Linked DNA regions of Mus musculus: regions 2, 3, 4 and 5 are each linked to region 1. Evidence: chromatin loops called from intact Hi-C (ENCODE). Cell type or tissue: left cerebral cortex. All regions are shown on one strand. Each heading gives the region's core, and the rest is flanking DNA. Links, peaks and the distances in the headings are about the cores only.

Region 1 (5,985 bases), core at 519-5,518:
ATCTAATGGAAGCATTTTTCTCAACTGAGGTTTTTGTCTTTCCAGATGACTCTAGCTGATGTCACGTTAACAACTAACCAGCCAGCACAACTAGCCTCATGGATGCGTCAGATAGAACACGGATATTAAGACAAGTAAGTCAAGTGACAAGTAAGTCAAGTGCCAATCCTCCAGAGGTTAAGACAATCAAAGGTGACAAGAAAATAAGTAATAGAAAATGAAAAGTATTTTAAAAGCTACAGGAACAGGGAGAACAGCAACCATTAAACTCTCTGGGGGAGAAGCCAATAGAAAAAAAAAAAAAGTTTCCCCGATAAGATAGGAGCTAAAGAAGTACGATGTAGCTTTAACAGGGAAAAAAAAAAAAAAGGACAGCATGTGCAAAAGCCTGAAGGCAGAAAGCTCTGCAATTAATCTGGAGTGGGAGAACAAAGGGTACACATAGGAGTGATGAGAGGAGACTAATTTAAACTGGGATTGGTGGAGAGTGTTAACGAACGCACAGGATCTCACAATCTCCATCCCAAGGATTTTTAGAACAAGGAACTATGGAATACTTATTAGTAAGACATTTTCAGTGGGAGTTCCACCCTTAGAAACGTTGCTCAGAAGGATCTCTCCGATAGGAAGACACACCTACAGGATAACTGTTGAGGCAAAGAGATTTATTACAGTGTTGCTATTGCTAGTTCAGGTGTGGATAAAGATGAAAAGGTACAGACAGAAGGAATCCCTAGGAGGCAAAGATCAACCAGAATAAGGTTTTCTAGATCTTAATTCAGGAGAGCACTTGGACAGTGATGGTTACAGCAGGTGTTACAAGTCAAATCCATGCAATCATTCTAACCACTCTAACCATGTCAGAGACCTGGCCAGGGACTGGTTCACTGACACTGAGAAAGAGGGATGGAGGAAGAAGAGGAAAGAGGAGCAAATGTGAGTCTGCCTTTGGACCTGCATCAATGAGGCTACCAAATAGAGAGAGGGAGAGGGGAGAGAACCAGGAGAGTCAAAAGACAGGAAAGAAGGAGACAACATTAGGAATCAGTATTTAAGTGAGTAAAAGAAAATGTGAAAAACAAAAGCAGAAACCATGGGGAAAGCAAACACTAAGTCAAGCTATGCATGCTGATACTGATAAAGGCGAGGGAAGAGCTAAAACTCAAGAGTGGGAGACTGAATATCACTCTCAATGTGAAGCAAGGTTTTCTAACAGACATTATTAAAAACAGAAACAGACCACCTTATGAGGTAATGTGTCAAGTCAAGTAAATGCCTGTCAGAATGTGTGGGGTCCTCTATGAAGAATGTCAACTGAGAGCACTTGCAATTCACAGGGTGCTCAGTCAATCTGTCTCCCCCAAGGATCACTACAAAGCTGTTTAGCCTGACTGTGTGCTTACTCACTTCCCATCCTCCCCACTGCTAACCACCTTCTACCATAATCTCATTTGCTTTTTCCTCTTCTTCCACGTGTCCAAATGTCCATCCTAAGAGGGTAGAACACTCATTTGTTCTGTTCCCACACATCTATTTTTCTCTTACTACTGAATATCATCTCTCTCCTACCAAAAAAAAAAGTCAAATTTATCGTCTTCAAAATAAGCAATACTAACAAATGATATCTGATTTACAGACAGCCTGACCCAAGACTGCTGACTCAGCTCTCCATCTCCTGATCTCTTCCCACAGCTCAGGACGGAACAGATCAGCCCCTGCTCACTGCAGTGATTTTTTTTTTTTTTTTTATCATTTTTGTAATGAGACAGAGGGGTCAACAGAAAATATTTTGGAATGAAAATAAAAAGGCCTATGAGGGAGAATCAGACCTGTGCTCTAGACTCTATCCACTACTAATTAACTGTGAGCCTTCTAACTAACCTCCACCCATCACCATCTCAGATCGAGAACTCTGGCACTGACTAGGTAAATCACGCCAGCTCACACTTCCTCAAAACCTACTCTATTTTGCAGTGCTTATCACAATCACTTAACTATGTAATTCTAGCTGAGCAGCTATGGTCCCTACCTACATGCTGGACTGCCAACTCCATAAAGGCAGAGAGCAAATGTCTCCCATCTCATCATTGCAAAATAAAACCTCACTGATTGAATTCATGCTAAAGCAGACGTTAAGATCCCTTTCTAAGTGACTGCTTTAATGGGCCTCCAAGCCTGAGGAGCTGAGTTCACTCCCCAGGACCTGCATGCTGGAAAGAGTAGTGACTCCTCCGAAGATGTCCTCTGACTAGCACACAGCATGCCATGGCACAGGCACAAACACACACGCATGACAGACAGACAGACAGACAGAATAATAAAATGTAAAACAAATTTCTAAATTCTAGCATTGTTTAAGCTTTTGTTAACTTTAAAAAGTCTCTGCCAAAACTTTAAACACAAACTCCAGCTATGACCTCAAATACACATACAATCAGCTGTATATAAATTTTCATAAGAAATTTAAAAAAAAAAGAGGAACTTGTTTTCCAAAATTTATACATTTCTCTTTCCCATTCCCATGAAAAGAAACTATTCAGGTACTTACACTGAAGGTCTGAAAACTGTGCCCCAAACTTTGTACAAGATAAATGTGCAAATGCCTATCACATCAGTGATCCTAACTTAACATTAACACTCCTGTTTAGCAGCTTAAATAATATATACTAGTGTGGGTTTAAAACTGTTAACACTGGCAAGTTGTGAGCTCTATACACATACACACAAAATGCAAAATAACAAACTTTATCAGCAAATCACATTTCGAAGTGATTTTAATGATTTCATAACAATCAGAGGGAAACACGTTTTTGGTTTAGCAATTACAAGTTGCCATTGTGTCTGATCAGGTGACCTTCGTATTAAAAATCTAAATCTCCACAAAGTGAGTGAAAGTTTCTTCAAGTTATATGGCACACCACCTTAGGTAAACGAGGTTAGCAAAGCACATGTCAATTTGCTCTTCAAGAGCCGAGTGAACCCTGCTCAACTATCAGAGGCTTGGCGATGTGTCAATTGGCACCCTTAAATATGTAAGAATGCTGGTGACTCCAGGAATGCATGAAACACACAGAAAAAAAAAAGATGCTGAATATATATACACATATATGTGTATATATGTGTATGTGTGTGTGTGTGTGTGTATACACACACATATACATATATAGTCACATAGAGACAATTAGACAAATCCTTAAAAATCCGATGTCTGAAATTTTTCAGAAGTTGAGAGTGGGTTACATAGAAATATAGTTAAATCCCTAGTAAAGAGGCACTACTTCACAGAATCACTTGGAGCCGCTCTCCAAGGCGTCCACAAGGCTAAGTCAACACCACTGATCTGATCATGAAGGGGCTAGTATGCCCCTTAGCACCCCCTCTCCTGAAGACCCAGGCTCCAATCACTGAGCGAAGAGTCCCTCGAGATCCGACAGCGCTTCCCTGGACTTCAGAAGCTGGGCAACCCATGGCCGAGGGGGATGGAGGGTGAAGAGAATGAATTCAAGCCCCCTCCTCCATCCCTTCCTGAAAATTAATGAATTGGCTGTACGATTGTTTATCTAATGAGGTGTGTAGTGGCCTCTACTGGTGCTTGTGTGAGCACAAGAATGTCCCACTCTTACAAGTGGGATGAGCCTGGGGGAGGGGAAAGAGGCGAGGGGTGAACCTGCCTCCCGGTACAAAGCGCAGAACTGGACCCCAGAGCTCCGGCCCGGATCCCGGAGGCGCCCCTCCCCCGGTAGGAACCCCTCCTGCCTGCTCCGCTTTCCACCACGCGAGACCCTTTTCTCTCCAGCAACGGGAGCCGAGGAGGAAAAGTTCCCGCACGTTCCCCTCTGGATCCTAAACAACAACAAAAACCCACCGCAGCGGCCACGGGAGCCGGTGCCGCGCCCCAGCCCCCACGGCGTCCCGGGCCCGGCCCGACTTACCTGCGGACTGCGGCGGGGAGCCGCTCTTCGTGGCCGCGGCGCCGGACGCCGGGCGTCCGAGCAGCAGCAGCAGCGGCAGCAACAGCAGCAGCGGCGGTGGCGGACAGCAGCGCCGGGAGGAGGAGGTGCAGAGGAGTCGCCCGGCTTCGCGCTCCGCCGCCATCTCTACCCCACGAGTGGCGGCGGCGGCGGCGGCGATAGCGCCGCGGAGCGCTCGCGCCCTTCCCTCAGCGCGCCTCAGCCGGTCTCTGCGCCGCAGGGCTCGGCTCCAGCCCGGCCCGGCCCGGCCCGCGCGGCCCCCTCGCGCGCCCAGGGGGAAAGACTCCGGGCGCCTCCCTCCTGCAGCGGGGCGGGGAGGAGAGCAGAGGAGAATCAGTACATTCCGGCCGAGAGCCGGGGGGTGGCTCGGTCTCTCCAGGTTCCAGGCGCCGCCACCCGCCGCCGACTCGGGCTCCTCACGGTAGAGCGAGGGGGGCGGAGACCGCGGGGTGGGGGGCGGGCGCCGGAGCGCGCCGTGCCGCGCACGCTCACAGCCGCGCACGCGCGCCTCCCTCCCCACGAGCACCCTCTTCGCGCCCCGCGGCCTGCCGGGCTCCAATCCCGGCGGTCGCTTCGCGGGCAGCCGCGGCGGTGGAGCCGAGCTGGCGCAGGGGCAGGCGGCGGGCCCGCTCCCCTCCCCCCTCTGGCTCTCGGGAGACGGGCACGGGCGCGGGGCGCGCGCGCCGGGCTCTGCTGCTGCTGCTGGCGTCAGGGAAACCCCGGAGAAGCGATCCGCCTCCTTCGCCTCCCGCCTCCCGCTCCTAACCCGCGGGAGAGATTTCCCCTCACCTCCGCGGACCGCTTCAAAGGCTACGGAGACCTGAGGCAGAGCCGCACGGACTCCGGAGCTGCTCACGGAGGCCGCGAGCCTGCGCGCACCTCTCTGCCCCGGGCCTCTATATAGGGCCTCAGAGGAAACCGAATGGCCTCCGGGAGGAAACCTGGGTTCGCAGAGGGTCGGCGCACGGATTTATGTGCTCGCCAAAAACAATAGCAGGCCGCCCGGCTCTTGCTGGGGACCTGGCGCGGTTCCCGTGGGAGGGGGCCGATCGCACTGCGCCGACCTCTGGCTTCCTCTCGGGCGGTACCCGACCCGCCGGGACCGTGGTGCCCCGCGTCCCCACTGAGACACTCGGCTCCGGCTCAGACAAAGGTGCGGGGAGTCCACTCCATCGCGTGCCCAGGCCAGGACCCAACCCCGTGACTCAATCTCCCCGGGGCTAATTCTCTGCAGTCACTGCAGCCTTTTACCTAGGCCCTGGATGGTCACTTTGCAGTTTTGTACTTGAGATCCAAAGTGTCTCTCGACAGTAAACGCGGAGCACGCGGGAATTGGTTTTTCAACCTCCTGGTACTACTGAGGATCGAGCTACCCAAAGTTAGGAGAAAACAGTCTGTAGTCTGCTGGCGAGAGTGCCCATACTGTTCTACCCTGGTTCTTCACTTAGTCATGTTGGGTTGTTGATAGGAGTTGGATTTTTATTTGCCCTTCTGCGTATAGTCAATATCCAAGATGTGTCCAGCAAAAAAAGACATTTCTTTTTCTAACACACACCATGCCTTCTCTAGTCACTTGCTATTTTATCTTATTTTATTCCAAAGTTCCAAAATAAGGCATGGATTGACGTGGGGAATGAAGAGCTCAGAAACCTCATTAAAACAGTGAAATTAGGAGCCCTCCCTTCCCCTGGCTCTTTGAAACAATTGGTTTAAAAGAGCAAACACTCGCTTATTGTTTTCCACTAGGGAAACCATTTAAATATCTTGTTTTGGTTAGAGTTATTAACCAGAAAAAATATTTCCTAAATACCCCTGATGACCTGTTAAATTAGAAATAGATTACCTCCCAATTACTTCACAAGTATTTGCTTAATTAACCTTTAATAATCACATCGTTATTCAGTTTTCTGAGATAATTGATGAGAGAAGCTCTTTGGAAACTATAAATTGCCTTGCAAATGTTAATTTTGGACTATCTAAGACAGAGGGACTTTTTCATTATATTAAAATTATG
Region 2 (5,985 bases), core at 499-5,498, 81 kb after region 1:
CGGTGCCTGAGACTGGGATAACTAGCATAGCAAGCATCTAAAACGTGGGTGCCACCTTGGGACTGGATCATGGGAAGAGGCTGGTGGGCTTCAGGAGCACAAGGGAAGAAAAGCCTAAGCTTCCTTGAACAGACTGTTTATGGAAACGTGGGTGTTAAAGTCAGCCAGCGAGGGCTCAGGAAGAGGTGAAGAATGTGGGAAGCTTATATTGCCACACACATATATATCATATGCAGAATGTTGTTGGAAGTATGAATGTTAAAGATGCAGTTAAGGAAGGCTCAGGAGGTGAGTTGGGGGTGGTGGGGTGGGCGGGGATATGTTACTGAAGCCTAGAGGCAAGAAGATCCTGTTGCATAGTGGCGGAAAGTACATCTGAATTTAATCCCTTGGTTATAAGGAGAATAGAGAAGCTGGCTATTTAGCTAAGATTTCTCAGCAAAGTGTAGAAGGTGCAGCTGGTTTCCTCTTTACTGATTATGAATAATGTGAAACACAAAGAGAAAATCTGCTAAGCAAGAAAGAAACGGAAGCATGGCTTGATGGTTTGAGACATTCTCAGCCTAGTGAAATTACAAAAGATAAGATAAAATAAAATAAAGGCAGCATCAAGAGGAGAGATTCAGGATGTGGATACTGTGCTATCGAAAGAAAGACAAGGGTGTGGTTGGGCAGCCTCTTGCTGGTGCAGAAATGATTAAGGGCATGACACGTGGCTACACTCAGTCATCTCAAGACAAGCCGAACAGAGAAGTAGGATTATCCAGAAGCATCCGTTGAGGATCCTTTCATCTGATGGCTCAGATCTCTGATATACAAGGGTTTTCAGGATGTTAGTCCAGCAGAAATACTGCCAACTGTGACCGAGAGAGACAAAGAAAAGATTAAATAAAGGGCAGCCATCTGCTTCCAGCAAGCCAGGGGCAGCACCAGGACTACAGCATCACTAGCAGCAGCCATCCATTGCCTCTCAGAAAGATGGGGCCCACTCAGAGGGCAGACCTTTAGGCAAACAGAACTTTGAGGCCCTAAGAACTGCCCCCTGCCTGAAATCTAATGCAATCCATCTTAATAGATCTTGAAATTTCTTGGGAAGCCATGACTCCCTTATTCCTCCACATCCCCTCTCCTGGAATGGAGACAGCTTTAACCATTACATTGTGCTCCTGTGTTAAATCTGGGGTGGGGTGGGGAGAGGAAAGACAGCTTGTTTTCTAGTTTTCAAGTGTTTGGACAGGGAGGTAAGTGGATCATACCCAGAATCTTTCCACACCTGATTTAGATGATGATATTTTACAATGTAATGGGTTTAAACTTCTAGGGTGTGACTATATTTTGCATGTAGATGCATGTGAAAATTTGGAGGCCAAGGGCCAAATTTAACTAAAAATTTTCTTAGTAAAAGATATCTAAATCCTACACAGTAGTGTTACCTGGGTGTGGTTACTTTGTGAGGCACAAAGGGTTCTGAAAATGTGGCTAATGATCTCAAGATGGGCATATTATCCTGGACCATACAAGAAGATTTCTAATGCAATCATGTGTTCTTCTAAGAGGGAGACAGAGGGAGGGAGGCTTCAAGCTACAGAAAAGAAATGTAGGCTGGGGAGATGGGTAAGTCAGAAAAGTTTATTGCCTTGCAAGCATGAAGTCCTGAGTTTGACTCCACACTCAAAAATGTCCATGTCCTGGATGGTGCTTGCTGATCTGTGATCCTAGTACTGGGGAGGCAGAGACTTGGGGATTCCCAGGGCTGGCTGTCCAAGCAGCCTAGGCTACTTAGACAGTCTCAGGCCAATGAGAGATACTGTCTCAAAGAGAAGACGGTCGATGGTGCTTGAGAAACAATATCTGAAGCCTTCCTCCAGACTCCAAACACATGCATGTGAATCTATGTGAACAGGGAGACTTCACTCACACACACTCACACACACACACACACACACACACACACACACACACACACACACACACACAGCATTGATCTGCTTTAGGGAATTGTTGGTTGGAAGATGTTTTGGCCTTTGAGGATGGAGCAAAGGCTGCACGAGCCAAGAAGTGCATATGGGGAATAGAAGCTGGAAAAGGCAAAGAATACAAGTGCAGGCATCGGGAAGGGGGGAGGAGGGAGATGGATCCTCTTCTAGGGTTTCCAGCACAAGCCCTGCTGACACTTTCATTTTGGCCCAGTGAAACTAATTGCAGAGTTCTGGCTTCTGAGGCGGTGAAAGAATAAGTCTCTGTGTTAAATCATTGAGTTTGTGGTAATTTGTTCTAGTAGCTAAAGGAAACTAACACAGTACATAATCAGAGATAAAAAAGGCATTATTGATTATGGACTCACACACACAGACACACACACACACACACACACACACACACACACACTGAGAAGGAACTCTGATGCTGCATTTGTAAAGCTCACATTTGTATTTCAAAGTGGGGTTAGTCTTCACTTTTTTCCTTACCTTCCTCACCCTACCTTTTTTGTTTGTTTGTTTGTTTGAGACAGGATCTCATATGGCCAAGGCTAGTCTCCAACTAAAGATGACCTTGAACTTCTGACCTTCCTGCATCTATATCTGGAGTGCTGGAATGACAGCCATGACTGCTATGAAGGGCTGGGGCTAGAACCCAGGGCTTTGGACCTGCTAAGTAAATACTCTCCTAACTGGACTATGTTCCCACACCACTGCTCACCTATCTTGAATAATTTATACTTTCCCAGTCAGTCTTTCATTTATCTGGACTATCAGATGAACAGTATAATACAGAGAGTATATCTATAATTTCTTAAATGTCATATATACTTGGGAGTGCATCTCCCGTATCTTTTATTCTAATCTTGAATAATTATGCTTTCCCTCTCTTTTAATTCACTACTTGGTGAACAATTTGTTTTATTGCCACCCTCTTCCATTCAGCTATCCAACTTAATTTTGTGTTTTTAAACGTAGTGATTAGATGAACGCTTTCCTCTCACACGCTCCCTCCCGCTTTCCCCCTGCTCGTTTGTTGCTTCTCTCTAGCTTCTGCCGGCACTAAACATTTCATTGCTTCACACATGCCAGAGTTTTCAATCGATTACTTAATTCATTGCTCATTTCCACGTTTTCTTGTTTGGTAATTGAGACGTTTAAGTCTATACATTCTCTTCCAAGCCCAACTTTGGCTACATCCTATAAGTTTCAACATGTAGTAATCACAATATTAAAATTTGCCAGGCAACTCCATAATTGTCATTTTTATTCCAAGTAGTTAGAAGATTTTTGGTTATTCTCCCATTATCTTTTTATAGTAGCATTTAATTATGATCAGAGGATATAATTTATTCTTGCTGTACATTTTGGAATAGCTCAGATTAAGATATACATTTGTGTAAATATTCTATGAGTATGAAAAGACCGTCCACTCTCTAGGTCTGGGGATAGATATTAATAGTAGTATTAATAATAGATAGTCCTCATTCTTCAAATTATTCAGCTCCTTTGGATTTTTTTTTCTAGTCTGACTGTCAGTGCCTGAAGAAAATAGTGCTTATGAGACGGGACTTTTATTCTACAGAAGTTTCTCTGTGTACATGTCAGTTGAATAGCAATGGGGTAGGCTGTCTGCCAGGTTGTAAAAATAGGGTTCAGCCGTCTCCTACTACTGGCACACCCTGCAAGAATGTCTCTTGGTTTGTTTTCCCAGTAGAATCTCTTTGGGTTTTTAATATCCAAGCCTTATTGAACCTATGTATTTGCCTATATATTTTTAGCTGATGTTAACATAGGAGATAATGCTGTTTACATACCCAAGCCAACCTCAAGTCAACATTTTAACTAAATAACACGCAAAAAAGTCTTAACTCCTCTTCTAAATATAAACAGTAGAACAACAAATTCATGTGCAGATGTTTTGACACGATCAGGAGCGTCCATAGATACATAGACATGCATAGACACTGAATCTCTGCAAAGGTCACAGGAATCACAAATGCACACTGCTGTATCTGGAGCAGCTGGGTTTGTTTTCTGGCTGTTGTTTATTGAGATCTGACCTGCCTCTGGTGACATTCACCGTTAAAAGGTACACAGTTTCGGTAATCACATAACTGCCACAGTATATAAGATGTAACACATTTTAATCACTCCAAAATGTCCCCTGTGCACCTCTGTAGTCATCCCATCCCCAGTTCTGAGAGACTCATATTACTATAATTGACCTTCTCATAAATGGACACATACAGGAAGTAGACTTTTAGGTCTGTCTTTCACTCAGTTCAGGACTTTTGAGAGTCGCTCATGTTGGTATGAGTGCATTCATTTTTTTATTGCTAGTTACCTTCCATTGTATGGAAAGGCACGATTCATGTATCCATCCCACGCTGAAGGACATGCCAGTGAGTCAGCCGAGATTCTGACTTATAAAAAAGGCCATTATAAACATCAACACGCAGGTTACGTGTGACTGCACCTCTGGATAACTCTTTAGAGAGGGATGTTCTGGGCCAGGTGATTTGTGCATATTTAACTTTATAAGAGGCCGTAATACTGGTTTTCAAAGTGGCTGTATCACTTTAGGTTCCCAGCAGTGATGACTGAGAGGCCAGGCTTTCCCATGCTTTTTAAATGTCAGCTGTGGCCAGGATGACAACTCAGTCTTTAAATGGATTTGCCTTGGAGTCTTGAAGACCTGAGTTGGAGCCCTAGAACTTGTGTAAGGAAGCTAAGCACTAGTGCGTCCCTCTTATTCTAGCTCTGGACAGGCAGGTAGGTGGATTCCCAGTTTCAGTTTCATGCCAGTGAGACGCCCTGTCTCAGGAAACAAGGTGGAGGAAGGCTTGCTCCCTGAGAAATGGTAAGCACCTACCATTTCCTTTAAGGCCTAAACAACAGACCAGAGTCTACTGTAGGGGCCAATGAGGTCAGCAGGCTTCCTGACGGAGCATGCTTTGGGGGTTACTTACAGGATCTGAATGACCCCAAAGCAGCTGCACCACTGGAGCCTCACCTCCACATAGATGATGCATCCCCACAGCTGCATAAGATAACCCCCCACAGTCTCTATGTACTCTGGACCTCCTGAGACCACAGGGACGTGTGCAGTTAGGGCAGAATGACAGAAATGGACAGGAGGTGTAGGAGAGAGCTGCCGTAATCTCAGGTGAGGGTCTAATATCCCTCATCACCTCCTTCCTCTCTTTGAGAACACTGGCAGCCAGCAAGCCCAACCTCCAGGGCTACTTGTGCATAGTCACACCTGCTCTGATGAACACACACACACACACACACACACACACACACACATACACACACACACACACACACACACACACACACACACACACACACACACACACACAGCTGCTATGCCCAGAGAACAGCATTCTACAGTAACAGCATCTGAGAAACACCACCTGAGGGTGTCCTCTGCCTCCATACTTATGTGTACACAACAGAGGCATGCATGCACACACACACATGCACGAGCACTCTCTCTCTCTCATACACACATGTACATGCACATACACACTCTCACAATACATACACACTCTCTCACATATACATATACTCTCACACTTACACACACACTCTCACACATGCACACACATACTCACACATACTCTCACACAGACACACACACATAGTCTGCTATTCTCACAGATCTAGAGTGCATCTCCCTAAGGCCTGATGAGGATTAAAATTTTTTGATGTACTGACTTGTCAGCCATATATTTTCTTTGATGGAGTCTCTGTTTAAATCTTTCACTCCTTTTAAAGTTAGATTATTTATTTTCTCAAATTGAGTTTTGAAAGATCAAATTCATTATCAGATACACAATTGGCAATGTTTTCTTCTAGTCTACAATTTGTTTTGTTTTCTTATCCATGTCTTTAGAAGAGCAAAAGTTCTTATGCTTGATGGCTCAATTTAGCGGTTTTTTTTCATTATATACATTATGGTCTTTATGTTACAGTTATGAAACCTGTACCCAGTATA
Region 3 (5,985 bases), core at 340-5,339, 160 kb after region 1:
AAAGACAGACATAGAGAGACAGAAAGAGAAAGGGAGAGAAAGAGGAAAAAGAATTTGATTAAGAAAATGGGGTTGACATGTTAACGATAAACAAATCTGGGGCTGGAGAGATGGACTTGGTAAAGTGGGTGAGCTGTGAGGACTTGGGTATGGATCCTCAGCACCCATGTAAAGGCCATAGGGGACAGCATAGTAACCAAAGCATTACTGGGAGGGGAAGACAAGAAGAACCCAGGCTCACTGGCCAGCCAGTCCAGCTGAACTATCAAGTCCCAGGTTCAGTGAGAGAGCCTGTCTCAAAAAACAAGGTGAAGGACTAGAGAGATGTCTCAGTGCTTTCGCACATGCATTGTTCTTGCAGTTACCAGTACCCAAGGTGGGTGGTTTACAACCACCAATGACTCTAGCTCCAGGGGATCTAGCACCTTCTGCTGGACTCCACAGGCATCTGCACTCATGTGCACATACCTGCCCCAATACAGATACATGCATAGGTGACCATACACACATGCACACACACACCTACAACACATACATAATAAATAAATCTGTACATAATCAGAATCTCTTACTTTTTTTTACTTTTAAAGCTTTAAATTTATTGACAGAAAAAAATGCTTGAGAATTTGAGCAAACCATGCCTTTAATCCCAACACTCAGGAGGCAGAGGCAGGCAGATCTCTGAGTTTGAGGCCAGCCTGGTGTACAGAACAAGTTCCAGAACAACCAGGGCAACACAGAGAAACCCTGTCTCAAATAAATAAATAAATAAATAAGAAACCCTGTCTCAAGTAAATAAATAAATAAATAAATAAATAAGAAAGTGAGCATATTTCAACACCCCGTTTTTATATTAAGATCTAACAACTTATGGATCCTGTGGTACTGGCAACTACACTCAGGTCTTCTCTTGCTAGGCAAGCACTGTATGGCTGAGCTGCATCTCTGGTCCCCCTGTCTTAATTGTAAACCAGTACTAGGCTGAGAGTACATCGGAGCACTTCCTCAGAGACACCCTCCGCTCAGTCTACAGCATGACAAAACACCAAGTAGTTTATCTACTTAAAACTATATCACCAATGTCATCGAAAAATCACAATGGACAATTCACCATCCGCTGAACATGGTATCTGGGGAAGATAGATAGACCACAGGTTCTACAGAGATGGGTCACGTTAAGGCATGAGGTTTTATTTTTTCCCCTTTCTTTTATTTTTGTTTTGTTTTCACTTTTTTTGTTTTTTAAGACAGGGTTGGCCCTGGCTGTACTAGAATTTGCCCAGCAAACCAGGCTGTCCTTGAACTTAGAGATCTGTCTGCCTCTGCCTCCCGAGGGCTTGTGTTTAGGGCACGTGCCACCATTGCCCATCTCCACATCACTCTTTACTTATTTACTTACTGTATGTGTTTAGGCACAGGCATATCACTTGTGAACACATGAAGGTAATCAAGTCTCACTTTCTACCACGTGGGTCCCCAGGATCAAGCTTTGTTTCAGGCTTGGTGGCAAGCATCTCTACCCACTGAGCCATTTCACAGATCCCCCAACCCCCATATCTTTACATTGCTTTCACCTAGGGTCTGTTATAACTCACAATGCTTACAGCTCAGCACGTGCTTTGTCCTCCATTATTTTTACAAGAAATATAGTTACAAAATTATAGAGCATTATTCCTACAAGGAGATATGCAAAACTGAAGTTGGTTTTTTGCTTTAAATTTAAAAACACACATGTATTTTCCAAACTTTCTCTAATCAGAATATATTGCACTTATTACCAAAATAGATGCAATTTTAAAAATCAGCCCATATAATTTTGTATGTATCATATGATCACAATCATGAGAAATTATAGACAACAAAAGAATAAAAAGAGATGTACTTTAAAAAGCAGCCATGGCTGGTGTGAAAACCTGCTGGTTTTCTCTTCTGTCAACTGCTCCTCTGTTGTCCTAATTACTGCTGTAATGCTTAAAACGGTTGTTTTTCCTTTTTTTTTTTTAAACCAACCAGAGAGCTGCAGGTTATTTTTAAAATGAGGTCCTCACCTCCCTCCATGCACTTAAATTAATCTCAACGGTTTTAGCGAGTTATATTTTCAAATGATAGTAACTTAAGAGGTATTAATCAAATTTATATTAAATAATAGACCCCTTAAAGGGGTGATTTTCTACACCTCGGATACTAAGAGAAATCGCAAATAGAAGACGTGCTGCGTAAAAATTCTGTAATGTCATTAAGTCGGAGCAGTATCTTGCATCCCAAGGATGGAACTCTACAGTTTGAAAGAAGTTGTGATCTAAGATGCTTTAATTTAGTCCATTTGACACACCCCGTCAGGGTGCTCGCCTCAGGTTGGGGGTGGAGAGTGGAGGGGTAGGAGTGGGGAGTGGAGGGGTGGGGATGGGGGGTGGAAGGGTGAGGGTGGGGAGTGGAGGGGGTGGAGGCGTAGGGGGGTGGTGTCTAGCCATTCCCTTCCTTTCTTTGTACTCCTATAAGACAACCTGAGAGGTCCTGATACAGCGAGCACTCCAGACACGGACAGACCGACAGACTGTGGTTACAACTCTACCGCTCTCTGATCTGTCTCTTAGCTTCCTGGCTGTCTTAATGATGAAAGCTGAGGCCGGGGATGTAGCTCGGTGGCTGAGTACTTTCCTAAGCATGTGCAAGGCTCTGAGTTCAATCCTCAGCACTAAAAATTTAAAAACCTAACAGACGGATGAAAGCCGTTGAAAGCCACTACTCCTCCTTCCGTTACCCCACTTCCTGGCAGAAGGCAGGAGGTAGCTCTTCCTAGCTTGGCCCAGGCCTCCTACAGAAGAGCCAGCGCAGCCGCCTCCTCTCTCCAGGATGGCATCTTTGTCTGGGATCACTGTTGGTCTCCAGCAGCGAGGCCGGCCATCTGCTGATGCCTACCACCAGCTGCTGTCTCGTCTTCACTTTCTGTCTCCCTTGAGAATCCCAACTTGCAGGCATGTGGGATTCTCTCCTGAACTAGCTTAGCCTGGATTCTTATCTTCCCGGACGGGCGCTTTCAGAATGTCCTCTCTTCACTTAGCCTCGCCTACATTCCCCTTGAGGACAGATCTGTCGCCTTCCCCTGAGGGAGTCCCCTCTGGTCATATACACCAACCGGAGACCCTAGGAAAGGAAGTCCATCTAGAAAAGTGTTTGAGTGAACTCACAGGAGACCTGCAGCTTCAAGTAGGAGGAAACTAGATCCTGGCCCAGAGTCCCACGGGACTTCGTTTCAGTTCCCCATATGGAGTCCCAAACCTGTGACTCGTGCTCCAGGTTGAAATTTTCCTTTGGTATCATTTCATGGGGAAAGAACAACCACCAAAAACCATAAAAAGAGCATGATTATTTAAATTAGCTCTTTTCCATCTGGATGCTTCCCCCAGTGTCTCCCCCATTTTAAAAGCAGGCAAGTCTAGCAGGGTTTGGGATCCATACTGTCTCCTTTCAGACTGTCTTCTGTGGTGGCGGCTGAACATGGGTGTTTCTCCCTTCAAACCCTGGATTCCCCTGCCTCCTGGGAAGAAAATAAGCTGCTCAGCCCCTGCCCTGTCCCCTCCCCTTCTCAGCCTGCTCCTGGAGCCTCAGCATCTGCCAGATCCAACTCCATTAGGTTAGGGCACAAATCGAAAGGGGTAAGCAAGGTTGCTGTCCAGCCCAGCACTGTCACAGTAATTAATGGTCCTTGGATCAGTGCTAAATCAGTGGAAGAAAGAAACTTCTGCCCAGGCAGTAGAGCTCCATATCCCTGGTGTCTCTGTTTCCTGTACTCCTGCAGGATCCATCAATTCATAGTTCAGGCCACCCAGGACACGTGGAACACATGAGCCCAGCTGGAATGCTGCTTAGAGCACCAACGTTACTCCCACAATTCATTTCTCTTCTCCCTCACTTAAAAAAGAAACCAGAGACGTGGGTGGGTGGGGTTCTTGAGCAAGTAATGCGTCAGGGAGTGCTCTGTAGAAAGAAGCAGAACTCTTAGAGAGGGTATGAGGAGAATTCTAGCTACCACCTGATCCTTCATGAAGCCCTAAACATAGTGTATCACTGAGCTCATGCAGCTGAGAGACAAGAGGACTGGGCTGGTGGACCGTCTTCCTGGCAGCCATTGACACAATGCCTGCATCTACAGTGTGAACTTACAATGTCCTACACCTGAAGCTTCCATCAGCCAAGGGCAAGTGTCTAGAAAGAGGACAGGACTGGACTGCCAGCAGCCAAGTCCCTCAGCACTGGGGAGATGGGGCTCTGACCTGGGAAAGGCATCTGGATAAAAGATCGGCAACTTCAGAACATCGTCCTTGATTTTTCTCAGCCATATGTATTTTCTTTCCTTTCAAAATTTTTATTTATTTTTATATTGCACTTGTTTGTGTAGAGTGTCTGTGTGCACATGGGTACATGTGTGTGTAAAAACGTGCCGTGGCATGTGTGTTGAGGTCAGAGGACAGTGTATGGGAGTTGGTTCCCTCTTTGCGCTGTGTGAGTCTTGAGGTCTCACTCAGGTTGCTAAGCTTGGTGGCAAGCACTTTACCCACGGAGCCATCTCGACACTTTACCCACGGAGCCATCTCAACAGCCCGGAGTGCCTCTTTGATGTGTCTGTCACTAACCCACTTTCACTTTTTACAACTCCTTCACTGTTGAACATGACCACAGCAAACTAAAAAGTCTTGATCAGCAATACTCAATCCTCAAGTCCCTGGCTTCTACAGTCTTTGGGATTTTTTTTTCTTTTTAATCAAGGAGTTTTAGCCCCTTCTGGGGCTGTCTCTCCATTTTCTTGAGGAGGAAACCGAGGCAGACAAAGATTTATCTGTATAGCATGTTCTCTAACCGAGTGAGCCAAGACCACGTGACTTTGAGGTAAAAGCAGCCTGCCATACATTCACTTCTGCTTCTGCGACGGTGGAAGGACTTTTTGTTCAGTCTTTCGAATTAATCATTATAAAAAAAGGATTATTAAATTCAACGCTTGCAAAGAAAGCTTCGTGGCAGGAGTAATATTCCATCCTGTGTTTGATGTCTGCGATAAGGACATGGAGTTAAGCCAGATATAGAACCTACTTAAAATCTTACGGAGTTTTAAAACCAAACTTGAACCTTCTGGAGTTGATTTATTTATTCTTGGCAACTCGCAGCTTCCTGATTCTTGGAAAGTTGCTGGCTCATTTAGAAGGAAAACTCATGAGACTCCTTGTGCACCGAGTAGCTCTTACAAAACGGTCTTTTGATGTGTAAAGTGTAAATGAATAAGAAGCAGAAGACGGACGTTCTGAAGCACACATGGATGCAATCACGGAGAGAACACTTCTCAGGGCAAAATGCAAACGTTTCCTACGCCTTAAACACCGAGGGAATTGTTCTGCAGTCACCAAACCCCAACTGTCTGAGGTGCCCTTTAACCATGGGAGCAACTTAGGTTCATGCCAGAGAACATCAAGGGGTCTGTGGTCAGGTTACACCCTTCTGTACTGTCTCCCAAGCAGTCCTCCTGCTGTGTGCTCCACCGATAAAGATTAGTTCTTCTTCCTGATTAAAACATGTCAGAATTATTCACTAAGGATTTCAAGAATTCTGTGTATGCATGTGCACATGCCTCTGTGTGTGTGTGTGTGTGTGTGTGTATTATGTATGAGTGAGCTTGTGGGGGGAAGGTGTGGGCTGTCAGGGACACAGTGGTTGTGTCCACTGTCTTCCTTCATCACTCTCAACTTTTTCTGAGGCAGGGTCTCGGTGACTCAGGAGCTCACTGGTTCAGCAAGACTAGCCAGGATGCTCTTGTCTCTATCCACTATAGTACAGTGCCCTACTTTTATGAAGGTGTTGGGGATCCAAACTATGGTCCTCATACAGACCTTACAACCACCACAGGACAACAGGATGGCTGCTTTTCTGTACTGAAAGGCTGAACACTCTGAAGCCTCATTACCACTGGGAAGGAAAGGTCTCCTCACATGAGCT
Region 4 (5,985 bases), core at 684-5,683, 100 kb after region 1:
CAACTGTAAGCTGAAATAAACTCTTCCTCTCTAAGTTGCCTTGGTCATGGTGTTTTATCACAGCACCAGAGAGGTAACTAATACAGCATCATTTTTCTCTTCTCTCTTTTTGTGCATGTATTGCATGTGTGTGGATGTTAGTATGAGAGATATGTATGCACACGCGTATGTGGATATCAGTAGACAACTAGGGTACCATTCTTCATGAACTGGACCCATCCCCCCCCCCTTTTTGAAGCAGAGTTTCTCCCATAACCTAGGACTTGTCCAGTAAGCTAGTCTAGCTGAACTCCCCATACCTGGGATTACAAATGTGTGCCACCATGCTGAGTTTTTTTTAAAAAAAAAAAAACAAAAACAAAACAGCAAAACAGAAAAAAAAACAACAAAAAAACAACAACAACAAAAAAACGGGTTTGGGAGAGCAAACTCAGGTCCCCAGTCTTGCAAGGTGAGTGTTTTGTGATTTACTGACTAAAGCATAGTCTAAGTATTACTCTTCAGAATTGGAGGAGGAACTCAAGTTGGGCCAGGTATTAGTTGGCCAGTCCCTCAGTCTTTGCTCCATGCCCCTTGTCTACATTTCTTGTAAACAGGATAAATTTTGGGTTGAAAGTTTTGTAGGTTGGTTGGTGTTTCTATCTCTCCACTGGAGTTCCTACTTGGCTACAGGAGGTGGCCTCTTCAGGTTCCACATCCTCAAGGTAGTGAGTCATAGCTAAGGTCACCCCATTAATTCTTGGGCGCACTCCTTATCCCAGGTCTCTGTTTCACCCCCCTCCCACCGTCTGACCCCCATAAGTTGCAAATTTCCATTCACTTTTATGGCCATCTGGCCATCTCTCCTGTCCTTCCCCACAACAGGGGCTATCCCAAAAGCTGTTGCTTGCATGTGGAATATGTTCTAGCTGGGCTGCCTTGTGTGGCCTCAGTGGGAGAGGGAGCGCCAAGCCCCTCAGAGGAGAAGTGGACCGGGGATGGGGGAAGGATTGTGGGAGGGGGTGACTGGGAGGGGGCAGTGAGTGGAATGTAAAGTGAATAATTTTTAAAAATTAAATTAAAAAGAGAAGAAAGAGAGAGAGAGAGAGAGAGAGAGAGAGAAGAAGGAGGAGGAGGAGGAGGAGATGAAGGAATCAGGAAAGAAAAGAGATGGAAGGGAGCGGGAGTTGGGGGTTGGAGGGGAATCAGTTGGTAATGCAGTCAAACAGAGGAGACTGGCAGCTGGTTGGGTGTAAGGCTGTGAGTTGGTAAGAAGATTATGAAGCCAGACTCTGGAGTCTGTGGCTTTCTGTTCTGCCCAGGTACGTAAGGATACACAGAATTGGAAATTTCTTCTACCTTTTCTGAGATCTCATCCCAGTAGCATGATGGCTGAGTCTGTGTGAACAGTAAGAGCCTCTTCTTTTGATTCAACACAAGAAATCGCTACCTTCCCCTCTACAAGTTGCCCCACAGCTTTTCTCTTCCAGGTTGGGAGCATCTGAGTCTTCTGCGGCCAATGACAGAAACTCCCATCTCTGTTTTCTCAGAATGGTTGGTCAAAAGGCCAAAAAGATTCTCAATAGAGCTGAGGGCATCTCATGGGCCCACAATAAAATCTCTTTGAGATTCAGGGAGTTGAAAGATGGAAAAATCAAAATTTGAGACTGAATCAGCGGTTAGGCTGGCCCCTGGGATTTGTTTAAGTAAAGCCAATCCAAGAGAGATTTGATTTTTCCATCTGGCTCACTTTCTCCCAAAGCCCACAACCGGAACCATGGCACTTGAGACAGAGTTCAGCATAAAAGCTGCACCACCCATCTTCCAAGATGCTCCATCACTGATGTGCAGAGTCTGGTGTGGACTTATTTGCATATTGATTTATGCATTTTTCTCTCCATGGCAAGTTGACCTCTGCTGTTTTATTTACAAAGACACTAGGGTCACGCATGTGGAAGGTGAAGTCAGGAGAAGATCATCCTGCGATATGCTAAGCCACACAGATGAGCCCTGTCAGAAACAAGAGTAGGGAGGGGCTTCAGAAAGACAGCCTCGTGCCTGGCAGGTGCCTATGGTTCTCTATCTGGCCACCAAAAGGGCAGGCTTACAGGAGAGGAAGGACCAGAAGGAGGCGAGGAGGTGATGGGCAAGTAACAGCCTGGGAGGGGAAGCAGGGGGCTCTATAGGTAACCTGATCTTGGGCCTACCTGGCTGACACGGGGTCTCCTTGCTGCCATTCCAAAATGGTGTGGTATCCCCCTCTGCCAAGAGCCAGCTCCACCTGTTTCTAAGGTTTGCCCAATACAAGCTTTGCTGGCCCTAAAGATTGCCGCCCAGATCGAGTAGGGGCTGCTTAAAAGACAAAGGAGAGAAGAAAGCAAAGGCGAACACACAAGAAAGGGGCCTGGAAGGAATGGAGTTGGTGGAGGAAATCTGTCCCTTGGCAAAAGCCCCAGGCTGCATGAAGCCCTTCCAGCACTTTTTATAGATGACTTTTATCTTACTTATTTCCTAGCGAAGCTAAAAGCTGGAAAACTCCCTTCGTTCTGATGAGCATTCCCATCCCTGCGTGTCTCCTCTCTTCTTCCAGGGCTCATGAACACTTTTATTTCCAAAGGGAATTATTCACTTAAGCTGCAGATGACATCCTCATAGAAATCATAAGGAATTCTCACTAGCATGCATCGAGTGTAGGCGGGAGGTGCTGCTTCTTGCTGGGTGATTGGCCAAAGCACAGAAGCTGAGGGCGCCCGGGAACTTGGCTCTTAACTTCCTTTGCAGGGTGGAGGCTGGCTCGAAGGCTTCGATGTTTAGACAGTGTTCACATTTGTGTTTTCGTGGGATGGGCTTGAGGATTTTCGGGTAACAGACTGGTAGGAGACCGTCCATGGCAAGGCTGGGCAGCTTTCTGGGCAGGCTGTGTGTGTTCTCTTTGTGGCTTCAACTTCTAACTGAGGTCTGAAGTTGGATCCAGAGTCTGCCCATTTCTTAAAGGGACAGTCCACATGCAGTCCTCGTAGGACTATATGACTATCACAAGTGTCCTGGCTGCAAGCTCCCTCCTAAGGCTTCTAGGCCAAACCCCTCCTCCCACCAAAGGCTGCATTCTTGAACCTGCTGCCTCAGAGGTTTAAAGGAAAAGGAGCCAACCCAGTTAGGTCCGGGAAAAGTTCAAACTAATATGTCTTGGCAAACATAATGAAAAACACAGACAGTTGCTTTAAGAGAGGGACCCAGAACGAGGTCACGTTCTGCTGAGAGAGGCAGAGCAGCAATTAGATGGGAGCTTATGTTGCAGCCTGGCGGCAAAGGGGTCAGGGAGAGGGTAGGACAGTCTGCCTCTGATTTCAGGAAGAGAGCACCCTGCAGCCATGCTGGGCTCAGTGAGGGAGGGAGAGAAGCTGAGACTGGGAATGAAGAGGCAATAAGCTGGGCTGGATTTACGAGACCACATTAAAGAAGTGTGTGCTGTTTGGCTGGAGAGAGAACCAGGGTTTTATGCTAGTGGCTGGCCCAGACACATGTGAAAGGTGTAGTCAGTGGGAGGGAGGGAGCTATTTACACTGATTTGAGAATTTGGAATCAAGAGTTCTCACTGAAATGCTCAAAAAAAATTTTTTTTTTAATTTGAAAAAAAAAAAGAGAAAAAAAAGTAAGTTGTAAGAGTTATTCCACGAACCCTAGGAGTGAGCGCTCTCCCCAGGGAAGCATTGGGAAGTGTGTCCTAAGAACTTGTATGGTGGTGGAGATGGTCAAGTGTTTGTCTCAAAGGTGTGACAGCCTGAGTGTGGGTCCTCAGAACCAATGTAAAGAGCCAGGTGTGATGGCATGCACTGGTAATGCCGATGTTGGCAAGGTAGGGGGTGGAGTCAGGGAGATCACCTAGAGCTTAAGGGCCAGCTAGCCAGCCTATGGTGAAGTCCCAAGCCAATGAAAGTTTGTGTTTCAAACAACAGGTGCAACTACTGATGACATGCACTCCTCACACACACACACACACAGAGATAGAGAGAGAGAGAGAGAGAGAGAGAGAGAGAGAGAGAGAGAGAGAGAGATTATCACTGGGCCCATAAACCATATAACCAGGATCTGCTGAGATGCAATAACAACTTTTAGACTGAGGATCAGTCAACCTTATCCTTAAAAATCTGAGGATTCAGATGTGAGATTTGCACTGAGAATTCTGCACAGTGGTCCCAGTCTAGTGCACCCACCCCTTCCCAGGCTTATGCTAAAATAATTGTTCAGCTAGGGGACAGGGGAACTCCCTGCACAGCATTGCTTTAATTCTAACATTTAAAACAAGCTGCCATTTACCAATAACTTATTTTGAGCATCGCTTATTAAAGGGAAGAATGCTGCACACGTATCCTGTCTTCCACGAGGAGCTATATATCCCAGTTGATGAGAGAAAGCCCTTTGTTACACAAGCATATAAGCCAATAAATAAAGAAGGGGTGTGCGATTGGAAAATTAGCATTTTGCAACCCCTTGTGGGATAATTGATTCAGGTGAAGCTCATCTGTAGATGTTAAAATGTTGATGGTGAGCTATGAATTTACCAGGTATCAATTTTCACCTTACAGCCTATTTGCTAATGATAAAAGAGTAGAGGACTCACTCACTTTGCAATGAGGGATCAAGCCACCTCCACTTCAAGCTGATGATCAATCTTAGCATCACTGGGTTAGACCAACCTGACACGAATTCTCAGAGTGATTCAGTGTTCTGGCTACAGCGTCATCTACCATATCTTCTATGTGAAAAGATTTAACCTGAATAATACCACAACTTAAAACTAGCTTTCCTCTCGTAAGAGAGACAGGGGGGACAGAAGAATGCTAGGTGTCACCTAATTAACTAATCTATTCTTCAGCATCTTTAATAAGCCAGTGGTACATGCAACAGCAAAGTGCTGTTTCCACATGGGACTTAAAGCAGCCCATCCTCCACTCCGATTCTGACTCTGCTAGGAAGAGATAATCTGTAATAGGATGTTTGAGGAATAATTGAAGAACCCTGAATAAGTAGTTATATATGATACTGGGGAATTATTAATTTTGTTTGGTATGCTAATCATATTGTGGTTCTGAAGCAAGTGAGTTATTTTTAGATATGTACTGAAATGTATAAGAAAAAGGGTCATGATTTTTGTAATTTATTATAAAGTACTTGAATAGCAGCAAAATGGAAATCAATGACATAAAACTAAAACCAAGAAGTCACTGACCACAGGAAACAGTGGCAAAGTGTAGATTTTCCTTGTGTCTGCTACATGCTGGGCACATGGTAGAGAAATAATGGACACATGAGTCTTAGCCTCCTGAAGTGTTTGATAGAGTTTAGACAGTTTGGAGGAACAGACTGGGAAAATCCATGTTATAGTAACAAGTCTTTATTGAAGATTTCATACACATATGTAATGTGTCTTAATCAAATTCACCCATCTATCTCTTCCCTCCATTCCTTCTTTACCTCTGCCACTCCCTCTCCTCCTCCTCTTCCTCCTCCTCCTCCTCTTCCTCCTCCTCCTCCTCCTCCTCCTCCTCCTCCTCCTCCTTCTTCTCCACCATTAATCCACAGAGTCTATTTAATGCTGCCTCTATGTTCATGGGTATAGGACCACCTTCTTGGTCACCTGTGTCCTCTCACTGCCACATCCTCTGACATACCCAGCAGCTCTCAATTACCCATAACTTCTCAACTAGGGGCAGGACTTCCTGAGCCTCTCCCTCTTCCATGCTGGGAAGTGGGTTGGTCTGATCTCACGCAGGTCTTTTTCTTGTGGTCGAAGCTGTTGTGAGGTCATGCATATAGGGGACCTGTCATGTTCAGCAAATAATGTTTTGCCAGGAGGTCCACCACCTCTGCCTCTTACGATCTTTCTGGCTACCCATTTGTGGTGTTCACTCTTACTTAGCATTTATAGCTGGCCCTTCAGGATTATGTTGTTCTCATCAACAGAATTAACCAACCACAGCTAAAATTATGTTTTAAAAACTGACT
Region 5 (5,985 bases), core at 551-5,550, 260 kb after region 1:
TTTCCTCTTTCTGTAATGCTTACCACGTCCTCTTTTTATTTCTCCTCTCTCCTTTCTTTCTTTGCTTGATTCTTGGTTAATTTCTTTCTTTTAACTCCTCAGAGTCCACCTGCCTTTGCCTCCCAAATGCTGGGATTAAAGGTGTGCACCACCATGCCCAGCTTCCTTTTTAAAAAGTACTTAAACATTTTAAGTGCTTGGGAGAGGAGGGTAGTGTATGTGAGTGCTCAGTGCTCTAGGAGGCCAAGGATGTAGGATCCACCCTTGACGGTGGATTTTCAGGCAGTTGTGAGCCACTCAACATGGATGCTGAGAACCAAGCTCAGGGAGCATGATGAAGGAGAAGAGAGCCAACAGAGTTAGGGTAACTTTCCTTACAAACCACTGTATTACAGAAACGCAAACCACATCCCTGCAACATCTGCTTTCTGGTTGCCAGCAGGGCTGGTTTCCACACCTACAGAGGACAGAGTCTGCGAGCTTGAAGAGCTTTGGCTGACAGTCTGACAGGGAAATTGAGATGTCAGGAGAACACTCTGTGGAAGTCCATGCTTCATTGTGCTTCGCTGATACTATGAAGGCCCTCGGCTCCCAGAAAACAGACATCCCAACAGCTTCAGCCTCTGGTTTTCCAGGCTCAGCCCTTTCCCATCCAATGTAATTCATCCCAAAGTGAAAGTCCTGGGCCAGTGCCTCATCTCCCAAGATGAGAAGATGCCATTCCCAGTCTAAGCGCAGAATCCTGTTACCATCAAGGAACGTCCTTGCCCTTCATCCGTCTCTGCTGCTGACAGACCAGCTATGCCCCTGCCTCACCCCATCTCCTGAGCCCTTCTAGGGCTCTATTAGTGCCAGACAGGGAGGAGGGCACTCATTGCCCAGGACACAGACCTTGTTTTTGAAGAGACAGTCTTGAGATTCTTTCTTCCCCGTCTTGTCTCTTTGGAGGTTTTGTTTTGTGGTTGTGTTTTTTTGGTTTTTTTTTTTTTTTTTTTTTTTTTTTTTTTGACCTTTAAAGTTCTGTTCTTATCTTGGCTGGCAGGGCTCCTGGCATCAGCAAACACCTGATTAGAGGGCAGTATCTAGAAAGCTGCTTGGACGAGACCTCAGAGACCCTGAGCTGTGGAAAAGGTTAACCCAGCCAACACAGGGGCCTTTTGCTCCAAAGTAGAAGCAAACTTGCCCCTCAAAACCTTTCAGATCATGGGGGTGGGAGTGGGGTGATGTGGATTGGTGTTCTGATGGGCTCTGCTATTTCCTGTTTAAATCCTAGATGTGCTTTTATAGCCTTCTGGGTCAGGGTCTTGGGTGGAACACCTGGGGCCTGTGCTGCTCTCTGAATTCTCTGGAATGAAATTGCTTTTTCGCTCTCTCATTTTAAGGTCCTAGGAGAGAAAACCAATAGCAAAGGCCATGTCTGGAAGTAATTTGGGTTGGGGGAGGGGTAGTCATGAGGCTCCTGCTGCTCACTCCCTTGTTCTCTCTCTCTCTCTCTCTCTCTCTTTCTTCCTTTCTTTTTTTGTTTCACTCAGGCAATGAAGCCTTGTCTGCTTACTCAGGACTGCTCTGCATAATTGTCCCCTAGAAAAGCAACTGGCTAGTAAAACATTCCAGATGCCAAACAGATAATCTGAAATGACTGCTGTTCATTAAGGAATCAGTTCAAGAAGGACTGTAGTTCCCTGCGCCCTGATAAACTGGGAGAGGACATCAAGACTGCTGGGACTGTGTATGGGGTCAGAAGTCTCACCAGGCTCTGTGAGGTGTTGCTGCTGTCTCTCGTTCCCCTCCGGGAGCTCTGGATTTCTTAATTTGCAGCTGGAATTGGAGTCATCTCTCATCTCCTTATCTTCCCCAATACAAACTCACATTGACTGACCCAATGAGGAAGAGGCCCAGATCATCCCCCCAAAACTACCCGACGAGATCCAGCTTGCTAGCACAGGCCACAGAGTCACCCACACCACAGCTGTACTTTTACATGAGAAATAAACTTAGATTTAACTTGCTCCAGCTCTTGCTAGTTAGCCTCTAAGACTAAACAACAAAAGGTTTTGCAAGCCTGGAAAGACTCAGCAACAGCTTTGCAAGGGATCTCCACACTGATGGGGAGTCGTCCCCTCATCTTCCCAGATGAGTGTGTTCTTATAGTTCAGCTGCCTCCGCTCCTCCCAAAACTGATCTTGGGAATTTATATTTAATGGGCTTTAGCCAACCTTCAAACACATGTGACTTTGCCAGTCCACCTCCCAAATCAATTAATCACAGACACCTGGTACTGGTTCTCAGTAAACAGAGGCAAAAAATGCTTCTGTTTACAGACACTCTGTAAAGTGTCTGTCTAGAAGGTATAAGACCTTCCCTTCCTCCCTGAGCACCAGACACAGAGATACACATTTGTAATTCCAGGAGCTAGAGGGAAGAGGATCAGAAGTTCAAAGTTGGGGCTGGAGAGATAGCTCAGCGGTTAAGAACGCTGACTGCTCCGGGGGTCTGAGCGAGAAGAAAAAAGTGTCTGGGGACAGCTACAGTGTACTTACATATAATAAATTAATAAATCTTTTTAAAAAAAGTTCAAAGTCACCCTTGACAACGCAGTGAACTTGAGGCTAGTCTGGGCTAGTAACCAGTCTCTGGCCAGTTAACAGCTGAGAGCCATAACAGAAACACTTTGGATACTGGGGGTGGGGGTGGGAGATAACGTCCAAGATCAAAGCCAGGGAAACACATTTCTATTAACAAGTTCAAAAATTATAGACAGAGTAGAAAATTGGTCAGGAGCTAGCAGAACTAGCAAAATAGAAATAGGCCAGGCTAGATGAGGCTGAGAATGAACTGGACATCAAGCCTAGCTTTCCTGCCTCTTAACCTACCCTCTCACATAGAACCGTCACATCAAAGGAGGAAGGGCTGGATTTCTGTAGTATCACCCGGAACAACTAAACCAGGATTTAAAAACTCGAGTCTATAGTCCTTCCATACTGTACACATGATTGTATCCCTTTGCGGCTTACTCTGGGGTTGTTCAAAGGAACACCACCTCCGAAAGGGTTATCTAAGGGGTCTGAGTGTTAAATCTGATCTCTAGATTGAACAAGATCGCTTCAGTCTTAGCGGAAGCCTTTGACTAGCTGAAAATCTCAAGAGGTGGACTCCCCGTGCCCAGCACCACTAGGGTCTGAGCAGATTCCTCTCGCGGGAAGCCCTTCCCATCGTCGTGCACCCTCCGCCTCGCCACTGCACCAGACTTAGAAAGGAACCGGCCTAGTAAAACCATGGAGGTCAAACACTGGCGGAGGGACGGATTAAGAGACAACAGCGTGGCTCGTTGTCAATGGGAGACCGACTACTCTAATCGCGAGGTTTGCTGCTTCTTCGTTATCTGCATGTCTTATCTTACTAGGGAAGTAAAAGTATTCTCTCGCCCCCACCCCGGACACACACACACTCTATCTCAGGCTATCAGTGAATATCGGGAAGACGTGTACGGATTGGGAACCACACTACTGCCTTTGTTCATCCAAGGACAGAATCGCACAACAGCGTCGCCCAGCGCCAGCGCCAAGACTTAAACAGAGCGAACCCCCAACGCCAGCCCTGTCGTCGTCCCGCCTCCAGCCCACCCATAGCTCCACCCATAACTGGGGCTGCAGTTCCGTCGTAGCTCCGCCCATCGGGAGGAAGAGCCTGTGGCGCGCGGGTGTGACGTTACGCACGTCTACGTCAGCACGCGCCCAGCTGGGAGGAGGCGCGAGCCGAGAAAGGATCCTGTAGCCACCGGTGCGGCGGTGTGTGCACATGGCGCTGTGGCGCGGCTCTGCGTGCGCCGGCTTCCTGGCGCTGGCCGTGGGCTGCGTGTTCCTGCTGGAGCCGGAGCTGCCGGGCACGGCGCTGCGCTCGCTCTGGAGCTCCCTGAGGCTGGGACCCGCGCCAGTGCCCGTGGGACCTCTGTCCCCGGAGAGCCGGCTGGCAGCCGCTTGGGACGCCCTCATCGCGCAGCCCGCCCGGCGCTGGCGCCGCGTGGCTGTGGGGTGAGTGCCTGCGGGGCCTGCCTGCGGCTCTGGGCCTCCCCGGGAAGTGCGCGCGCTCCGGGGTCCGCCCGGGACTCGGTGGTGTCTGGGTTGCCCTCTGGGCGAAAGTGTCGGACGCGTGAGACGAGCCTTTTTCCGTCATCGCTGCAGGGATAGTCAGCATATTTCCACCCGGTTGGCCCTGCTCCCTGTAAAAGCAGCTCTCATAGCTTCTTAGAAATTCAACTCAGCCTGTCACTTGTAATTTTTGAGGTTACTCTGTTGTCTGTCTTCCAGCCCTTTTTTGCCGACTGTTCTCAGGTGGCCACGATGGTTTTCCTATTTTTTTAGCACTCTTCCTAACGTACTTAAAGCTAAATGCTTCTGTCTCTAGCTGTTGACTTTACGTCATCCGGTCTGAAGACCACTCTACTAAGACTGCTCATTTTCATATTCAACATTTTTTGTTAAGGATTCCTTACCAGAACTCTGCGCCTTTCGCGTTTAGCACGCCCTTCTCGAAACTACCTTCTTCCCCATACTAAGTGATAGTTCATATTTTTAAGGTTCTCTCAAATCACAGTATCTCCTTTCTTTGTGAAACTCACAGAAATGTATCCAATTTTTTTTACACTAACCTTAGTCCCTCTTCCAGTTAGGCTTGGCTTTCTTGTCTTGTCAAGGGCACTATGCATCAGCGAGTTTTTTAGTATGTTTTTCTTTAGGTTAGAGTTGGTTTTTTTTTTTTTTTTTTAAATGTTGCTTCTGTTGTTCCTTTTTGAACTACAGCCTCCTTGGCTGGTCTGGAACGTAAGTAGATCATTAGAACATAGATCATTATCTGATCTGTTTGCTTCCTTTTTCTTTCTTTCTCTTGTCTTTTTAGTTTAGTTTTATTTTTAAATTATTCTTCTTTAAGACAGGGCTTCTCTGTGTAGTCCAGGCTCTCCTGGAACTCACTCTGTAGACCAGGCTGACCTCGAACTCTAAGGACCAGCTGCTTCTGCCTCCCTGGTGCTGGGCTTAAAGACCTGGCTTTATCAGGTTCTTGATCATCTTTCTTGGAGCTATGTCAGGTGTGTGCTGGGCTCTGAGGGCATATGTATGGAAGAAGTCAGGTCTGTGCTGCATTTTTTTGGAAGCAGCTTGAGCAGCTACAACAGAATAACTCACACTAGTTGCTTAGAACAACATAAACTTTCTGTGACTGGAGACCGATAGTTCCAGATCAAGGTGCCAGGGTGATTTCTAAGGAAGCTGATGCTGGGGGTGCCTTTCTTCTTTCTTCCTACCTTGGAGCCAGTCAGCTTCTCGTGCTCTCACATGCCTTTTACTGTATAGTTCTCCAGAGTGATGTCTTTTTCTCTTATATGGACACCATTCCTGTTGGATTAGGGGCCACCTACTTAACCTTAATTGCTCCCTGAAAGACCCTAAGTCCAGATACAGTCACAGTGGGGATTGGCGTTTGTCTTAGTTACTTTTCTATTGCCATAACAAAACTACAGCTAAAGCAACTTGTAGAAGAAAGAGTTTATTGGGGGCTTACAGTTTTGGAGGATGAGTCCATGACCATCATGACAGGGAACGTGACGGCAGGCATGATACTGGAGCAGTAGCTGAGAGTGTATATCCTTATTCAAAAGTAGGAGTAGCGTAGCTAACTGGAAAGGGCGTGGGCTTTTGAAACTTCAAAGCCCACCCCCACTGAAACTTCTTCCAAGAAGGCTACACCTAATCCTTCACAAACAGTTACACGAACTGGGGAGAAAACATTCGAATAGATGAACCAATAGGGAGCATCCTCATTGAAACCACCACAGGGTTCCCATGCAAGAGTTTGAGGTGAGGTAGGGGAGATACATTGTCTATAGCAGTTGTGAAAAGTGCTGTCCGTGTTCAGCTACCAATAAGAGCAAGGCAGTCAGCTATTCCAATGAATGACTCATTCCTCTCAGGATGGGGCAGTAGAAAA

What was found. A loop is a pair of places that touch in the nucleus more often than their neighbours do. Peaks named below come from ENCODE experiments on the same cell type or tissue, not always from the same donor. Only the 100,000 strongest peaks of a DNase experiment are listed, where the experiment ranks them.
Region 2: a loop joins it to region 1, with 2.9 times the contacts of the local background. A loop is called at or near these places in 2 of 42 quality-filtered maps.
Region 3: it touches region 1 in a loop (8-fold over the local background); 6 of 42 quality-filtered maps call a loop at or near these places.
Region 4: it touches region 1 in a loop (4-fold over the local background); 6 of 42 quality-filtered maps call a loop at or near these places.
Region 5: it touches region 1 in a loop (7-fold over the local background); 4 of 42 quality-filtered maps call a loop at or near these places.

The regions. Positions count from the first base shown.
Region 1 is chr9:59,032,034-59,038,018 of GRCm38, forward strand. It overlaps Neo1 (neogenin), which reads right to left and starts at 4,408. Exons shown (of 28, transcript NM_001042752.1): 1 at 3,933-4,408. The coding sequence starts at 4,095. In left cerebral cortex, for the core only: CTCF peaks have their summits at 3,578 (motif pointing left) and 3,778; DNase peaks (open chromatin) are centred at 3,648, 4,542 and 5,202; H3K4me3 peaks cover 3,399 bases; H3K27ac peaks cover 2,275 bases.
Region 2 is chr9:59,113,149-59,119,133 of GRCm38, forward strand. No RefSeq gene overlaps it. Among named protein-coding and RNA genes, the nearest start is that of Neo1, 80 kb to the left of the region's middle. In left cerebral cortex, for the core only: no CTCF peak of the experiment used is centred there; a DNase peak (open chromatin) is centred at 3,618.
Region 3 is chr9:59,194,821-59,200,805 of GRCm38, forward strand. The region is part of intron 3 of Gm33053 (a long non-coding RNA gene); the gene reads right to left. Among named protein-coding and RNA genes, the nearest start is that of Gm33053, 37 kb to the right of the region's middle. In left cerebral cortex, for the core only: no CTCF peak of the experiment used is centred there; DNase peaks (open chromatin) are centred at 2,901, 3,200, 3,910, 4,884 and 1 more place; H3K27ac peaks cover 1,375 bases.
Region 4 is chr9:59,131,556-59,137,540 of GRCm38, forward strand. No RefSeq gene overlaps it. Among named protein-coding and RNA genes, the nearest start is that of Neo1, 98 kb to the left of the region's middle. In left cerebral cortex, for the core only: no CTCF peak of the experiment used is centred there; a DNase peak (open chromatin) is centred at 2,661; H3K27ac peaks cover 1,123 bases.
Region 5 is chr9:59,287,836-59,293,820 of GRCm38, forward strand. It overlaps Adpgk (ADP-dependent glucokinase), which reads left to right and starts at 3,737. Exons shown (of 7, transcript NM_028121.2): 1 at 3,737-4,031. The coding sequence starts at 3,799. In left cerebral cortex, for the core only: a CTCF peak has its summit at 3,570; a DNase peak (open chromatin) is centred at 3,669; H3K4me3 peaks cover 1,928 bases; H3K27ac peaks cover 1,445 bases.